3 separate regions of the Mus musculus genome follow, and all the other regions are linked to region 3. The links are chromatin contacts, found by Hi-C or POLR2A ChIA-PET in ENCODE. All regions are on one chromosome and are shown on one strand. Each heading gives the region's core, a stretch centred on a gene start or an enhancer-like site at or near the end of the contact. The rest is flanking DNA. Distances are from core to core; before and after follow the strand shown. Region 1 holds the start of Dysf (dysferlin). Region 2 holds the start of Nagk (N-acetylglucosamine kinase). Region 3 holds the start of Zfp638 (zinc finger protein 638).

What was found. A loop is a pair of places that touch in the nucleus more often than their neighbours do. ChIA-PET counts read pairs that join two places held with the same protein, here RNA polymerase II (POLR2A).
Region 1: POLR2A ChIA-PET joins it to region 3 with 18 read pairs in Patski. The contact joins the promoter of Dysf here to the promoter of Zfp638 in region 3. POLR2A ChIA-PET finds 5 or more read pairs at or near these places in 3 of 5 experiments (Patski and embryonic stem cell).
Region 2: a map of T-helper 2 cell shows a loop between it and region 3 (2.3-fold over the local background). The contact joins the promoter of Nagk here to the promoter of Zfp638 in region 3. A Hi-C loop is called at or near these places in 1 of 37 maps with a recorded cell type or tissue (T-helper 2 cell). POLR2A ChIA-PET finds 5 or more read pairs at or near these places in 3 of 5 experiments (Patski and embryonic stem cell).

The regions. Positions count from the first base shown.
Region 1 is chr6:84,017,052-84,021,257 of GRCm38, forward strand. It overlaps Dysf (dysferlin), which reads left to right and starts at 2,335. Exons shown (of 55, transcript NM_021469.3): 1 at 2,335-2,557. The coding sequence starts at 2,467.
Region 2 is chr6:83,793,215-83,796,972 of GRCm38, forward strand. It overlaps Nagk (N-acetylglucosamine kinase), which reads left to right and starts at 1,843. Exons shown (of 10, transcript NM_019542.2): 1 at 1,843-2,068; 2 at 3,693-3,758. The coding sequence starts at 2,040. It also overlaps the pseudogene LOC665004.
Region 3 is chr6:83,912,874-83,916,969 of GRCm38, forward strand. It overlaps Zfp638 (zinc finger protein 638), which reads left to right and starts at 1,480. Exons shown (of 27, transcript NM_001355286.1): 1 at 1,480-1,606.

The DNA.
Region 1 (4,206 bases), core at 1,085-3,584, 110 kb after region 3:
CTCCCCTTTCTAAAACTTTCAGCTCCACCTTCTTCTTCCACTGCCCAATCACAGGCCCTAGTCTTATCTGATTAATTAAGATTTCACCTGACCTCACATCCCTTTTGAGGGGGCAGAAAAAACAGCAATCCAAGCCTGGCATGGTGGAGCACGCCTTTAATCCCAGCACTCGGGAGGCAGAGGCAGGCGGATTTCTGAGTTCGAGGCCAGCTTGGTCTACAAAGTGAGTGCCAGGACAGCCAGGGCTACACACAGAGAAACCCTGTCTCGAAAAACCAAAAAAAAAAAAAAAAAAAAAAAAACAAAAAACAAACAAAAAAAAACAGCAATCCACAGCAATTCTGCTATGAGAAAACTGGCTGCCAAGGGAGAGGAGCATAGTCAGAGAGAGTAAGAGAAGGTCCTAGCAGCCAAAGAAGGTTCTGGATTCTCCTTCCTACTTGTCTTTCACCATGCCCCACTCCAGTGAGGATTGCTGGCCCTCGCAGGGGCCTTCCTCTTCTTGAGAGCATGTCCCACCGTGCCTAGAGTTGCAGCTGCTGCCATCTGCTGTCTGTGTTGTCTGATGTGGCATCACCAGCTAGAGCTGACCAATGAGGAGTGTGGAGTTCAATGACCTCTTAGTGAACTGTTTAGAAGACATTTATAGACAGCCCCATGCCATGTGCAGAACCCTGTTTCAGGTACTACGAAGGTTACAGTAGCTAAGCAAAGCTCCCCTAGTTTCTTAGAGACTGCCCAATATTCTAATGGAAATGTGGGAAAGAGATACGGTGTAGACATTACCTAGCTATTGCTGCTGAAAAGCAACATGCAAGGGAGTCTTGGGGTCCGGGAAGGTGCCATGTGGCTCAATTGATAGAACACTTTCCTAGTTTGAGCTCCAGATTGCATAAAGTGGGCACTTTGGTGTATGCCTATAATCCCAGCACTGAGGAAGGGGTGGTAAGAAGATCCAAAGTCCAAGGTCCAGTGCTCAAGGCCACCCTGATCCTAGAGTGGATCTGCAAAGGAAGAGCAAGAGACAGCACTCCAGTCAGAGTGAACAGCGCATCAGAACCCAAAGGGTGCTGGCCTGGCGCTTTTTTTTTTTCCCCAAGATAGGATTTCTCTGTAGTTTTGGCTGTTCTGGAACTTACTCTGTAGAGCAGGCTGGCCTTGAAGTCACAGAGATCTGCCTGCCTCTGCCTCCTAAGTGCTGGGATTAAAGGTGTGTGCCACCAAATGGTTTACATTTCTTTTAAAAATAATTATTTATGGAGAACCTGCTCCATCAGGATCTTTTTGTTTCCTCCTCCTCCTCCTCCCCTTCCTCCTCCCCCCGCCTCTTCTTTTTCTTCTTTGGCCATATTTTCAAGCAGAGCCCATAGGCTCTTTTTGGTGGTGTGTTAAGATTTGAAAGCATGACTGAATAGTTCAGGAGAGTAGAGGAGGAAATGGAAATAGAGTTTGGAGGCTCTTTCAAAAGGTAATGCAAAAAGAGCGTGTGGTTGGCGTTTAGGCTGAGTGGTGTGGTTCCCACATGTGTGTGCTGTCAAGAGAGAGGGAGACTGGGCAACTTGAGAATCGCTGTCTGACCGCTAAGCATCCACATAAGCAGAGTTGGTTGTCTGCCCTGCCAAGTCATACAGGGAGCAGGTGTGGAGGGCACGAGCAGGATATCCCCTCTGAAAGTGTTGTGTCCCTCAAAATGAAAAGGGCCGGGACCATGCCCCCGCCCCACCCCCATTTACCTGCTGGAGTGTGTGGGGGTGGAGGTGGGGAAGAGAAGCTTGGGTGCTGTTGGGAAGGATCTTCCTAAGCTGTTACAGGATCAGACAACACACAGATGCGTGCTCAGGACTGGAATGACTTAAGGGTCGTGACTTTAGCAACTTTCTCAACCTTGGAGGGTGAAGAGTGCAAAGATTGTTGCAGTGGAGAACTGCAGGAAATCGAATGGGCAGCGACTGGGAACGTAGTGTGATTTGAGTTAGACCTCAACAACTCTAGGTGTCGCCAGGAGATTTCCGTGGCAGCTCACTAGCAGTTGTGCCTGGGTCACTGGGCACACAGTGCGCACTTATTCGGCGTTTACTGCGAGACTCTTTGGACCCGCGCTACCCCAGGCAACAACCCTGCCCTGTTCTTGCCAGCCACTCATCCAGTACCTCGCAGCAGCGTTTCCTTCTCTGGAGACCCTCAGAACAAGGCACCAGTGCCTGGTCCAGAGTAATTCCTTGCTCCTCCTTGGCCACCGCCCTGAGGGCGGACCCAGGCCGGGATGGAAGGAAGGATCCGCCCCCTGGGTGTACCTTATCCCACGCGCAGCCTCGCATTCTAAGCTGACCAAGTCTCCGCGGAGGCGCAGCAGAATCAACTGCTCTCTTGGCATAGCCATCCTGGATCTGAACTCTGGCAGGGCAGTAGTGACTGAGTCCTAAGCTCCTACTCCCTCTCCGTCCCACGCGCCTGGGCTGCGGAGCCATGCTCTGTTGCTTGCTGGCAAGGGCCAGCAACCTCCCCAATGTGAAGAAGGACCGGCGCAGCGATCCAGTTGCCAGCCTGATTTTTCGAGGTGAGAGTCCTGAAGCCACTTCATTCAGGCTTGGGTACCATCCGTTTGTTTCTCTGCATCTAGCTTTGGGGTCTGTGGGCCCAGATCAGACCAGGAATCCCGCCCCAGGACTGACAGCAAGGAAACAGCAAATGTTACAGAGTTTAGGAAAACTGGAAGTACTGTTCTAGGCCAGGAGTTATTACTTTCCCAAGACAGTACTCAGAAGGAAGAAAGGCTGGATAGTGGGCACAGGGTGGGTTGGAAGACGCAGAGGGTAGCGGTGTAATCAGGGCCACCACATAACTGAACTGGTTTGTGAGCGTTTTAATAGTGCTCTTTGAAAGTTACCGTCCCATCCATCTATCCATGAATCTGACTGAACACTGTCCGTTTGAATGGCCAAATCTCAACCAGAAGGAAGAGGAACTGAATACTATGGATGTGGCTTTGTCGCAGGAAGTCTGAGGAGTGTCTGGGATGTGGGATGCTTTCCAAATTCAAGTTGCTAAGTCTTGTGCTGCTTAGACCAGAAAGGGTTTCTCTGCTGAGACTACTTCTTCCTCCACATATCTGGCCCTTTCACTATGGCTTCAGGCAGATTCCCAAGGGAGGGGTGTCTCAGGAGGGGAAAGGGAAGAGGAAGGACCTGTCAAAATGAGAGAAGGGACAATAGTGGTGAGTCAGGACCCCAGTTCTGCAGAGAGAGATAAATAAGGAGAGGAGAGAGGGCTTCCTCTCACCAGGAGCTGTACCCCGGGGCTCTGCGGAAAATATATTTAAAAAGGAGAGCAGCGTGTAGAGAAACTGAGGCACGGCTTGTCACAAAAGTGTTAACCTTTGTGACAACAGTGGGGACATCAGGATTCCAAGGGTTTGTCCACTTTACATGCAGCCCCACCCCCAAATAATATGAGAGACAGGGACTGAGCTGAGCTCCAGATCACGTGTTTGTTCTTGGTCTCGGGTGGTCGCGGGTGACTATCCGGCTGATTCTTTTGCAAAGTGTGATTTGAAACATCCTAGGCCTCCCTGGTGTTTCACTGGTCAGGCTTGCCAGGGTGTTCCTGATGTCAGGAAACTTTCAGCAGGGTTCTTCCTTCTTTCTCCCCTGACCGTCTCTCAGCTGTCGCCCAGACTTTCACTATACGGAAATTGTTAGGGAAGTTGGGTATACCTCAGTGGTAGAGCACTTTTTTTGTGTGTGGTGTGTGTATATATGCATGTAGGAGAGGCTGGAGGACCTCTGGTCGAAGGCGCTGCTTAGGTTTGGTTTTGTTTTTTCTTCCTTTCTTTCTTTCTTTCTTTCTTTCTTTCTTTCTTTCTTTCTTTCTTTCTTTCTTTCTTCCTTCCTTCCTTCCTTCCTTCCTTCCTTCCTTCCTTCCTTCCTTTCTTTCTTTCTTGAGACATTTTGAGACATCTCATTGGCTTACAATTTCCCAGGTCAATGAAACGCCATAAAAACTGGTTGGCCCTGGAGCCCTAGGATTTTACCTGACTCTGTCACCCGTCAGTGCTGGGCTTACAAATATTTGCCACCACACCTAGGTTTTGTTTGTTTGTTTGTTTGTTTTAACATCCAGCTTTAGTCCTCTTGCTTGCTAGGCAACCAGTTTCCCTTATCAGGATCCTCGGCCTCTCACTGTTAGACCATTTTCCCATCATGAATT
Region 2 (3,758 bases), core at 593-3,092, 120 kb before region 3:
CTAGCACTTGGGAAGTTGAGGCAGAAGGATATGAAGTTCAAAATTCTTCTTGTCTACATAGGGAGGTTGAGATGAGCCTGGGCCACATGACCTCTATCTGATCGGATCTTTAGGAGTTCGAAATCTTTTTTATGTTTAATTTTAAATGATATGTGCACGTATTAGTGGAGAGTGCCCAAGGAGGCCAGAAAACAGAGTTGAATCCCCTGGGGCTGCAGTGACAGGGTTTGTGAGCCCTGATGTAGGTCCTGGGAACACACCTCCAGTCCTTTGCAAGAGCAGCAGGTGCTATTACCCTCTGAGCCATGTCTTGGCCCTGAGGTTTCTCATCTTCATTGTGAAGGGGAGAACTGGCAGCGATTACAGTAATTCTCACCCAAATTCAGAAGTCAATCTTGTCTTTAAACCAAACTTTCTCTCTGTATTCCTTTCTAAACAAGTAATGCAAAGCCAGGAGGGCAGTGTGGTCCTTTCATCCGAGCATTTAGGGGGTGGAGACAGAAAGACTGGGATTCAAGGACAGCCTCAGACACCTCAGGAGTGTAGGGCCAGTCCTGGTGACTTGCAATCTCATTACAAAAAGATTCAAACAACAGAACAAAAGCACATCAGCGCTGTCACAAATGGATCCCAAGACTCATTACACCAGTGCTAAAGGGAACTTTTCCATCAGAATTCACCCACAACATCACACTCTTGCCAAAACTTCCATTCAATCAGAATCCTATGGAATTATCTTTGATTCTAAAGATGTTGTTGGAGGAAGCATTTTCCAGCTCTGAAGTACTGTGAATGGTAATGTCTCACTTCCCTCTAGTTTCTCTATCAGGCAATAATGTTATTTCTATTCTTGAATTATTTGGTGCTTTACTGAGTCACATAGGTAAGAAAGGAGGTAAAGAATTCATTCACTCTGGAACCTTAGAAAGCAAGCCTACACCAAAACATCCTAGCACTTGGGAGGTGGGGCAGGAGAATCAGGAGTTTAAGGTCATCCTCAGCCAGAGTCTGAGGTGAGTTTGGGATATATGAGGCTCTGTGTGCCCACCTTCCCAACTGTTTACATCAAAACACAACCGGACCCAATTATCTGACAGGGAAAGAGGATCCCAGTTCAAGATTTCTCCACAGGAGGCAGGCTCAGAGGTCCGAGGTTGGACAGAGACATGCTAGCCCCAAGGAGACTCCATCTGAAGTCTCAAAGAAATGTCAAGAGCAGCAGACAGTCCTCCTGGCTATTGAAGCTGCCTCTTAAGTAGGGCTGGAACAACCTGGAGCCTGAGGAAACACGCAGGAGTCACTCTTCTACAGGACCTAACGGTATCTTCCTCTCTTCCTCCAGTTCCACTGCACAGTTTAGAGTTGAGCAGGTGGTGGCCAGAAGGTGAAATATGGTCTGTGAGTGCCAGTTTTTAGCATGCTGAGCCAGCATTGCATTCCATGCCAGTCTGGGTTATACAGACGAGATACAGTCCAGAAAGAACAGAGTTGGACTCAGATCACTTGTAGAGCGCTAGCCTGACACACATGAAACCCTGGGCTCTATCCTCACCGCCGCACAAACCTCAGCTGACAGCAGCCTGGGGCCTCACTGAGACCTGCTCAGCGTACTCAGCACAAGGTAGAGTGTGCGCTCATGAGCCAGGGTGGGGTGGTCTGGACGTTGGCTCCCGCCCTGGTCCTCAGACACATCCGCCAGACTCTGAGCTTGCCTCCAAAAGCGTCTGCGCGTGCGCACCCCACAGTTAGCGCGCGTCTGCCAGCTACTTCCGGCTGGCCCTTGGCAGCCCTCACACACCCTCCCAGGAGCCTCAGCTGGGGTGCCGCCTCCTCGCGAAGCAGTCACTTGAACGGCGGGCTAGAAAAAACCGGAGGGGAAAGCTGCGGGAGGCGACAGCAGGGGCGAGAGAGGACGTAGCATCCACACCCTACGCAAGCGCGTCGTAGTCACATGACAAGGGGCGGTGCCCGTGTGGGCGGGAGCGAAGTCACGGCTAGGGTCGAGGTTGCTACGGCGGACCAGCGGTGGCAACGGTAGTATGGCCGCGCTTTATGGTGGCGTGGAAGGGTGAGCGCTGGATCGGCCGAAGGCTGTCCGTCCGGGAGCGGCGGGTCAGGGGGCGGCGGCCCACACCATGCCCGGTGCCTTTGTGCTCCACGGTGCGACCACGCCCCTCCCGGCCATCACCTTTCTGCCACAGGGCTCTTGTGTCAACCTGGAGAGTTGTGCAGAGCTGGGGGGTCAGGTGGGAAGTTGCCGGTCGCGGGTGGACGTGGGAAAGAGGCAGAAGCTGAGACTGAGATTCATGCACAAGGGAACCCGGGAGTTAAGCAGCTGTCACCAGAGCACTGTCTTATCTTGGTGCTCCGGACCCTCCACTGCTGTCGGCCCCGAACGCCCTTGGTTCCTATATTCTCCTGCTTAGAAGCTGGTCTGCTTGACTTTGGGAAGTAGCTCTACTAAGCATGGCTTTGGGTGAGACGTAAGGCAAGGACAAGAGTGAGCAAGATGGTGGTTTATCCGGTCCCCTGCGCGTGACAAGCATTTTGTGGAACTGGGTGTGTCAAATCAGGACCTGATAGGAAGATTTGGTATCCTAGCTGCTTGCTGCTGATTTACCCGGAAGTCTCTTCCCGTGAATTGCGAAAGCGGATGACCCCTGGCTTTATTTATGATACCTTACAAGGAAAAACCCTCAGCACAGCGTAGGAGTTTGCACTTAGCCTTGTTATATTCATATGGAAGGTAGAACTTATTTTTCCCAGTTTGTCAAGAAATTAATTTGGATTTTTAATCTACTGTCTCATGCATTAATATCCCTTCGGATGTACTCTTGATGTACTACTCTTTGAGTTGGATCGAGTCTTTATTGTCTATTACAAGAAGTATTGGTCAGAGCCGGGCGGTGGTGGCGCACGCCTTTAATCCCAGCACTTGGGAGGCAGAGGCAGGCAGATTTCTGAGTTCGAGGACAGCCTGGTCTACACAGTGAGTTCCAGGACAGCCAGGGCTACACAGAAAAACCCTGTCTTGAAAAACAAAAAAACAAAACAAAACAAAACAACAACAACAAAAAGTATTGGTCAGTAGGACATCCTCCTACACGTATCACCCTTCTTCTAAAGTACCACTTACCCCAGGGATTTAACTCAGGAGGGCTTAGTTGCTGAAGGCAGTATGAGTTTCTCCCTGACTGGTGATAGTTTCTCACAGGTGTCTTGAAGACCCTGGTGTCAGAAGATAGGTCCTCAAAGTAACCCTTAGCTGTTGTGAGAGGTCTGCTTATTCCGTCCGACGTATTTACCATAAGTCGTTTGGGCCATGCTCACGATAGGTTAGGAGGATAGGTCATCACTCTGGAGCCAGTGGAGCTCATGAGAAGCTAAACAATGGAATACACTCTTGATTCAGAGCGGTCTTTGCTAGCTAGAGCTTATTAATGTAAGGAGAAGCCCTGCATGAGACAGACTGTGAGTGGGACCTTGCAGAGGAAGTAGGACCTACCAGGCAAAAGGAGCAAAGCCTCCTTTTTCTTTCCAGAGTGTAGCAGGCACTAAACAGGTAGCTTTTGGAGTAGAGGTTGGGTTTGCTGAAGCTGTCTTTGCCCTAGACTTTTGTAAGAGACTACTATGCAAGCATGGCTCTCCGCGTGGAATTCAATCAGGACTGAGTGCCCTCTTGTGTTTTGTAGGGGAGGCACACGGTCCAAAGTCCTTTTACTTTCTGAGGATGGGCAGATCCTGGCAGAAGCAGATGG
Region 3 (4,096 bases), core at 230-2,729:
ATTAAACGTTGTGCTTCTTTCTGGATGGTGGGAGGATCCAGGTACAGTAACTTACCTTTCACCTTGGAAGGAATATCTCTGCTTGCTCCACACCACTGGACTCCTAAAAATTTCACCGAGGAGGATGGTTCTTTAATTTTTATTTTTTTTAATTTGTAATTTCTTGTTTTTTTGTTTGTTTGTTTGTTTTTTTTGTTTTGTTTTTTTTTGTTTTTTGTTTTTTTTTTCAAGACAGGGTTTCTCTGTGTAGCCCTGGCTGTCCTGGAACTCACTCTAGACCAGGCTGGCCTCGAACTCAGAAATCCACCTGCCTCTGCCTCCCAGGTGCTGGGATTAAAGGCAGTTCACCACTGTCCTGCAGTCCTTTAATTTTTTTGAACTAGCTTATATTGGCATAACTGAGTCAATTTAAAAAGATAGAACATTGAAGAAAACAGTTAAAAAAATTTTAGCCCAATCTTTTTCATGGGTAAAATCAATCAGGATTATAGATGTTCACCACTCAGGTAGTTTATTTTTTGAATTCTGAAATGATATAAAAATTTTTCAATATTAGTCTTTTGACTTAAACTTTTTTTTTAGAATTATTTATTTATTTTATGTATATGAGTACACTGTAGCTGTCTTCAGACACACCAGAAGCAGTCATCAGATCCCATTACAGATGGTTGTGAGCCACCATGTGGTTGCTGGAAATTGAACTCAGGACCTCTGGAAGAGCAGCTAGTGCTCTTAACAGCTGAGCCATCAATCAGTTCAGCCCTTAACTTTTATTCCTTTCTAATTTCCCATTTTATTATTCTATCTATTTTGTGTTGTTTGAGACAGGGATGTGTAGCTTTGGTTGTCCTGGAACATCTTCTGTAGACCAGGCTGGCTTCTTTCCCAGATTTCTGCCTGCATCTTGCCTGTCAAGTGCTGAGATTAAAGGCCTGTACCAACACTGCACGGTGTAATTTCCCATTTAAGAGGTGGGAGATAAGGGCTGGAGAGATGGCTCAGTGGTTAGGAGCACTGACTGCTATTCTGAAGCTCACGAGTTCAAATCCCAGCAACTACATGGTGACTCACAACCATTCCTAATCTGGGGTGCCTGAAGACAGCTACAACGTACTTGGGTGTGGAGGCACACACTTATAATTCCAACAGTTGGAAGGCAGAAGCAGGTGGGATCTATGTGAGTTCAAAGTTCCAGACCTTTTCTTTAAAAAGGGGGCGATGGGAGTGAGCAGTAAAAGCGAGAATATGTTAATAAGTGAATGTTACGTTGTGATACTGAGGGAATAGTAATCAGAGAAGGCTTCATGGAAGAGAAGAGGGATGGTTTGCAGGTTCTAAAATCTTGAGTGATGTTACCCAGACCGCTGCAGGTGTAGGACCAGCCATAGCTGGCGATCGCCCCCTTCTGGCAGAGGGCGGCCTTGTCCCCCGACAGCGTCTCTGGAGAACGCGGAGCCTGAGGCACGCAGGCGCAGTGAGCGGACGAGGGCTTTAGGCGAAGATGCGCATGCGTGTAGTCCCATGGAGGCGGTAGCTGCTTCATCGCGGTGACTGGAGGCCGAGTGCTAAACTGTGTGGGGCACGGATGGGATCCAGCTGTTAGTCGGTAGGCATAGGTAGGGCCGCTGCCTTGCGGGGAGCCGGGGACTGGAAGGCAGAGGTCCTTAGCGCAGGCCCCGAGCGGTCCCTGCCAGGTCGCGGTCGACTATTGTATGTGTCGCAGCCGCTGCGTACAAGATGGCGGCGGCGGGGCGGGTGGAGCTGAGGGACCCCGGGTGGGCCTCGGCCGTGGCCTGTTTCCCCTCGCCACTCGCCGACCGCGCCGTCGCGCCGCAGTGCCCGTGGGCGCAGCCGCCGGATGCTGCTGCTCTGAGGAGGAGCGGGCGGCGCCCTCGGGGAGTCCGGCTGCCCCTTCCCCAGCGCCGCGGGTCTGCCGCTCCCCAGGCCTGACAGCTAGCGGGAAGACCGCCGCGTGCCCGAGCGCCTTTCGGAGCCCCGCGGGCCGCGTGCGCCCTTAGTCGGGCTGGAAGAGCTTCCTTGCAGGGGGCTGGGAGCGGGGTGTGCGGGCTGTTGTGGGCCAAGCGCCCCAGTGAGCACCGAAGCCGAGATTGTCGGCCCTGGGATGTCGTCGAAAATGGCGGTGACACTTCCACATTCTTAGAGGAGTCGTGAACACTGATGTGGGGATACATGCTTGTGTTGGTGTGGTTCCTAGCTTGGGGAAGAGCGGAGAGGTCTGTACACCGACTCTCATCCCCGAGGATGTGCCAGACGTCCTTTGTTGTTTGAAGTAATTGCCTATGAGGGAGTCTCAGTATTACAAAATCTTTGAGCTTGACAGTGATTGTAGCCTCGAGCTATTTAATATTAAAATTACCCTTTGGCAGTTTGGGAATTCTGGAAGGCGCACTCAATGTGAAAAGTTCTGAAGAAAAGCTTCTTACCAGGATCCACCCGACCATGTGGAGTCAATCTTTCCTAACCAGTTTGGAAATTGTTCACTCTCACATAAAATTCTCCCTCTCTTCATTTTGTGTATGATGGGTTAACTTGTTTTTCAGGGGAGTTGTGTTTACTGCTTAATTTTAGAAATTTAAAATGACAGACTGGAAAAAGATTACAAGAAAAATTAATGTAAAGCTGTTAACACAGAAAAATAAAGTTGTTTATTACATTTTTTCAAAATGTTATTAATGATTATACACTTAAGATTTAGTGGGCTCAAGCTGCTTTACAAATTTTGACTTTTATATTTCCATATTCTGTAATGTGTACTTTCATATTTGTAGAATCCAAAATGTAATATACTAAAATATGCTAGACCATTCCCCGCCTTATCATTTGTGTAGGAACCAATGGGTAAAGATAAAACAGTTGAAAGAAATTACAAAAATCTCCTTCATTTGTTTTGATTAGCTGGTTTTCAAATGTGTTCATGACACATACATAACCTTGTACATTGAATACGTTGTAGTTTTCTGCATTTGTTATGGAATGTGCTTTTTACCATAAATTCTAGTTCTAAAAAAGGTTGTCTCAGTCATCATTTTCTGGGTGTTGTAAGAGTGTTTTAAGATCTCTGAGACTTTGGTTTTTATGTAATAAATAAAAATGAGGAGTCTAATGGGCAGAGAATAGGTTTTGGAACCAAAAGTTATGGATTCAAATCCTTTTTGCTCTTATTATGTGTGAGACTTTAGTTGTTTTAGTCTTTCTGAACTTTTGTTTTCTTTTTTTTTTTTTTTTTTTTTTTAAAGATTTTTTATTTATTATTATAGTAAGTACACTGTAGCTATCTTCAGACACACCAGAAGAGGGAGTCAGATCTTGTTACAGATGGTTGTGAGCCACCATGTGGTTGCTGGGATTTGAACTCTGGACCTTCGGAAGAGCAGTCGGGTGCTCTTACCCACTGAGCCATCTCACCAGCCTCCGAACTTTTGTTTTCTTATTTGTAAACTTGCACTACTTGTTTGCCCTTTCTTTTAGTACACTGAGATCCAGTATGGAATGCTCCTATCCCTCATCATATAGATGTTTCTTTTTCTTTTTTCTTTTCTTTTTTTTTTTTTGAGACAGGGTTTCTCTGTATATCCCTGGCTGTCCTGGAACTCACTTTTTAGACCAGGTTGGCCTTGAACTCAGAAATCCGCCTGCCTTTGCCTCCCAAGTGCTGGGATTAAAGGCGTGCGCCACCTTGCCCGACTCATAGAGATGTTTCTTAATTATTTATATCAGATTTTATTTGTTTCAAAATTAACGTGACTAGGTACCATCTTCTGATAGAAAATTGTAGCCTATGGATACTTCCTCTTAACTAAAAACTGGAATCTAGATTAATAGAATTGAAAACTATCAAACTTGAAAATATTTTGCATCTATAAATTTCATATATGACTTTTATTGCACTTACCAGAATTTAGTGTAATAGTTTGTTGACTATTTATACAATATTGCTAGGTAGCACAGACTAGCCTAGAACTCATTGTGTTAGTTCAGGGTGACCTTGGAATTTGGAGGTAGAGGTAGTATACAATAACTCCCAAGTGTTAGGATTTCAGGCATGACCCCTTTTTTGTGGCAATTAAATAATTGT